Regions from separate parts of the Homo sapiens genome. Here region 2 is linked to region 1. A link is an interaction called in ENCODE POLR2A ChIA-PET data of the cell type or tissue named here. Cell type or tissue: CD4-positive, alpha-beta T cell. All regions are shown on one strand.

Evidence for each region. Peaks named below come from ENCODE experiments on the same cell type or tissue, not always from the same donor. Only the 100,000 strongest peaks of a DNase experiment are listed, where the experiment ranks them.
Region 2: POLR2A ChIA-PET joins it to region 1 with 7 read pairs; 2 of 35 experiments call an interaction of 5 or more read pairs at or near these places.

What each region holds. Positions count from the first base shown.
Region 1 is chr6:106,102,719-106,105,218 of GRCh38, forward strand. It overlaps PRDM1 (PR/SET domain 1), which reads left to right. Exons shown (of 7, transcript NM_001198.4): 5 at 2,107-2,500. Among named protein-coding and RNA genes, the nearest start is that of PRDM1, 18 kb to the left of the region's middle. RefSeq lists an enhancer at 2,056-2,500. In CD4-positive, alpha-beta T cell, no CTCF peak of the experiment used is centred here; a DNase peak (open chromatin) is centred at 1,173; H3K4me3 peaks cover 1,495 bases; H3K27ac peaks cover 1,035 bases.
Region 2 is chr6:105,491,482-105,493,981 of GRCh38, forward strand. No RefSeq gene overlaps it. Among named protein-coding and RNA genes, the nearest start is that of PREP, 90 kb to the left of the region's middle. In CD4-positive, alpha-beta T cell, no CTCF peak of the experiment used is centred here; no DNase peak of the experiment used is centred here.

The sequences.
Region 1 (2,500 bases):
AGAACCAAGGGAGTGTGGAAGCCACTGGAAAAAATATGAGACTTAGATACATAATTTGAGTAAAAATGGCTCAAAGTCATGAGGGTAAAGTTTTTTGTATTTCCATTTTATTCGAGCGGCATCGTTTTTAAAAATCATTATGAATTTGACCCTATATAGATGTTTCCAAATAATTCTTTTTCACCTTCATAAAATTCCTTCCTGTGGCTGTGAGATGCCTTGCCTATCAGTTTTCAAGCTTAGTTGTCTTTCTCATCCTTTACCATTTTAGCTTTAAAAAACAAAAGTGACAATTAGAACTTCCTGCCTGCTGGGCCTCACTGAAAGACCGATATTGGCCTGATAAGGAGATATTTATTTTGTTTTAGTGGCTTCAGAAATCCCTCTCCCTCAGCAAGCTTTCCATCACGGCCCCCCCGTCAGCATCTTCCCTGATAGCGTTCTTCTCTGTGTTTATTCTGGGGCTTCAGGCTCGCCCAGGAGGAACTGATAACCGCTGGCAGGAGATAACATTCTCTAAGGGGCTCTCAAATTGGAATCGAATCCCTCAAGCCAGTCAGCCTAGAGAATACATTTAAAGGGTTCAGTTCTGGAGTTTCACAGAGTTCATTTCTAGACCTATCAGATAGCAAGTGTGGAGTTCTTTCTCAACTAAATTCAAGCAGAGACATTTTTTAGACGATGAAGGATATTTGCACAAAGGCTTCAGCATGATCCCCCAAACCTGCTGCCTCTGAAGGCATCTCCACACATTGACAGCCAATGCCTTCAGTGCGTTCCTAGGGCAGGTGTCCTGGCTTGAGTGACTGTCCTCCAATAATCAGAGCTCAAACTAAACATCGTATGTTTTACTTTTGGTTTCCAGGCAAGGCTGAGCAGGGAATTTTCAGTTTTCCCTGCCCAGATGGGTGTTTTTTCCTGAAGGCATCATTTATTGTGTAGCGAGGAGACAGGGCTGGCTGTGGCAGGGATAGTCTAGAACTGTCCTCATTGCTGCTGTTCCTAAATAGTATCTTTACCAAGTAATAACGTGCCGTCTTTGGGAATAAGTGCTTTCCTCTTAGCCTGTTCTGTTTTCTTGGGTGCGCTAAGTAATTGAACTGGCTCAGGAAGTACCTATTGTGGTTTGGCAGAGGTGACTGTCACGCCTTGTGACTCCAGGGGCCAGCACTGCTGGGATCCTGGCTAGACCAGACAGAGCCTTGGTGAAGTGCTTAGGCTGTCTGCACATCGCGAGGAAGGTGGTATTCACTTCGCTAAGCTCCTTGGCATAGGCAGTTTGAACAGGGCTTTATCAAATTCGTATTCAACAAGAGTAGAAGCGAAAATTGATGACTGTGTATTACTTGAAATGAGTCTTAATCTTTCACATTTAGTTCTCAGGGTATGCTGATTTCCTTTAGGTAAACCATGAACATCAGAAAGACTTTTATTAACCTATGACAGGGTCCCCACCCCAGTATTTTTCCACTCCATTAAAATGGAAGTTTTTTTTTTTTTTTTCTTTTTTGAGACAGAGTTTTGCTCTTGTTGCCCAGTCTGGAGTGCAATGGCACAATCTCGGCTCACCACAACCTCCACCTCCCAGATTCAAGCGATTCTTCTGCCTCAGCCTCCCAAGTAGCTGGGATTACAGGTGTGCGCCACCACGCCCAGCTAATTTTGTATTTTTAGTAGAGATGGGGTTTCTCCATGTTGGTCAGGCTGGTCTCGAACTTCCGACCTCAGGTGATCCGCCCACCTCGGCCTCCCAAAGTGCTGGGATTACAGGCAAGAGCCACTGCATCCAGCTTAGGCTATCTTACTCCAGCCTAAACAGCAATTTTCTATCATAAGGTCTGTACTAATGAAAACAGAATCACCCAAGGCTGCTGTTTGTTCTGTCTGTGCTGCCATTGTCCGCATTTTGCTGAGGAGGAAACGGAACTGCACTTTTGAGTGAGTGGCCCAGAGCCTTCTAGAATGAGAGTGCGTTGGAAGCCAGATATGTGGCGATTGTGTCGCCAGCTGTTACTCAGGTTTTCTCAAGAAGGAGGAGCAACTTTGGCAGTTTTGCTTCAGTTCTCTCTAGCCCTCTGTGTAATCGCCCCTTTTTCTTTATTTCAGCACAAACACAGAGCAGTCTAAAGCAACCGAGCACTGAGAAAAATGAACTCTGCCCAAAGAATGTCCCAAAGAGAGAGTACAGCGTGAAAGAAATCCTAAAATTGGACTCCAACCCCTCCAAAGGAAAGGACCTCTACCGTTCTAACATTTCACCCCTCACATCAGAAAAGGACCTCGATGACTTTAGAAGACGTGGGAGCCCCGAAATGCCCTTCTACCCTCGGGTCGTTTACCCCATCCGGGCCCCTCTGCCAGAAGACTTTTTGAAAGCTTCCCTGGCCTACGGGATCGAGAGACCCACGTACATCACTCGCTCCCCCATTCCATCCTCCACCACTCCAAGCCCCTCTGCAAGAAGCAGCCCCGACCAAAGCCTCAAGAGCTCCAGCCCTCA
Region 2 (2,500 bases), 610 kb before region 1:
TTTTGTATGTGCAGTTACTGTGTGTGTGTGTGTATATATATATATATATATATATATTTTTTTTTTTTTTTTTTTTTCCTGATATATTTCCTATACCACTGGACATTTTTATTTCCAGGTCTTCATTTCAAGAGAAGATCTGAGGCAGGCAGTTTACCTGAGAGGCTTTTCCCTTCCTATCTGAATGTAAAAAAATTTCTGCAGGACCCTCAGATTTCTCTAGTTCTTAAAAACAAGGCCAAGAGGCTCATCTATTTGAAGGGATGGTTAGGCAGCTTGGGGTGCTTCAAGCCTCACCCACTGGTTCTTTGGTCTTATCTCCAGTGGTGACCCAGTTTATTACAGAAAGGAAACCTAGGTTGGCTCCATGACAGCCCCAGCAACCTAGAGGCTGGGGATGCTGAAGATCAGATGGATTTTGGTGTACATGTGCTGGTTTTGTCTTATACCTCTTTAGAAGCCTGAGTAGGCTGAGATGGTGAGCACTCAAGAACAGTCTGAGTTCTGGCAGAAAGCATCACCTTCATAACCACTACTAAAACATTTTTCCTCCCGCACAAAAGGTACACTTGTTTTTCTCTGGGAGCTGGTGATGTTGAGATGCTGCAAAGGGACACATTTTCTAGGCCCTTATTTGTGTTTTCTTGCTGTTTTCTTACATACTGTCTTAATTCATAGCCACAAAGCCATTGTACGTTGAATAAAATATAAAACCATAGCACTTTCCAATTCTATAAACAAATATATTCCTTTAATAATTGCCACACTTTAATGACTTCAACAGTGTAGATAGGTGGGTGAGTGGGTAAGAGTGGATTCCAATTGTACATAAATGGTTTTGAGTTCTTATAAAGGGATTATTTTTGTACTTGGTGCCTGTAGTGTCTCCACTAGGGCTTGAGTCTTACCAACTGATCAACTGTTTTTTCACTGGCCTTTGGGAAGATACCGTAGATGTGTCCTCTGCCCTCTGAGACTGCCAAAGGAGGATTAGGGGAATTACTGGCTGAAGCCATGGTTTCTGTATAGTTTTCATCAGTAAGAGATCTGTAGGATCTCCAGGCATGTGGACTATGGTAATATGAGGTGAGATGAAGGCCAACAAAGTTAGCAAAGCCAGGAAGTATGTCCTATAGGTCTTGATCCAGTCTACATTTTAGTTTATTCTGCAACCAGAACCTGTGTGTGGCTGAATGCAAGGTCTAGGATACATGACCCTGTCCGGGTGGGGGACAGTGAGGTCCTAAGACCCCTTGTAGAATACTGGAAAACAGTTGGTATGACCAACATGAAGATTTGGCTTTCCTGACAAATCCCCACATTCTGCACTTGACAGATGAATGCAAAGGTCTCTATTTCCAAGGAAAGCAAGCTAGGAGCATGTGATCCCTCAAGGCCACTTTGTGATTCACTGGGAAAACAAGATGAAATCATCCCATTTCCAACTATGGAACCAAGATGAGCCTAGGCATTTTTAAGCCATTGGCAGAGCTGTCTTCTTTATTTTCTTTGCCTGACCCCATCCAGCTCTGATACCTCTTGCCATACATAAGCTGGACATATTTAGCCCCCTAGAGAGAAAGGAACATTGGCTGGGACAAAGTCCCTACCCACCACACCCACCCTCCTTGGGCAGTCTTGTTATCTCTCCTTGGAGTGTGTGATTTAGTACCACATGACATTAAGATATGATAACCTGAACTCTCTATTACTTTGGGAAAGACTACTGAGAAAAAAAAAAAAAAAGCTTGTTGGAATAGCTCTGTTGATTATAGCTGTGTGGGGTTATCTTGGAAGAGGATGGAAAATAACCCAGAGCCAAGACTTGTTTTGGATGGCTAAAGTGAAGTCAAAAATAGATGAAGATCCACCCACATGTTAAGAAAATCCTTAAAGTCCTGACACCCAGCAAGGCTGTACTAAGCAGTTATCACCTACTTTTTGTTTTCTGCTTCATCAGCTCTCTAATCCTGCAAGTTTCATTATTAGGATTTCCTGCTATACTTTTAGTTTTCAGTTACAGATTGACTGGGGACTGCCAGTATGTCTGGCCTACTGATGTTTGCTGGTAGATTATCCTTGTAAGAGTTACTATTGTAAGGGAGCATTTTTTAAAAAGTAAGGAAGAGTGGCAATTCAAATAAATTCCACTGCCTCACTGCTTGCCATGGTCTGACAACTATGAATACAACAGAAAGGCTCTTTTGAAACAAACTTTCTTGTTAAAAAAAAAAAAATTTGCAAATGAAACAAAGAAGCCAACAAAACAAAACAAAGCAAAACAAAAAAACACAACACCCCATGGTTGAATTTACCAACCTGAAGAGTTCAGACGTTGCCCAAGTCAGGGACTGGTAATTGACATCCAGTTCAGGGGTTCATTTTCCCTTTTCTCAAGATTGAATGGAACTCTCTTTTTAAAGACTTATAATTTACTGTCTAAAATTGGAACGGTGACAAATTCAAAGCAGGGTAAAAGGAAGTCTCCAAAACAATAGCA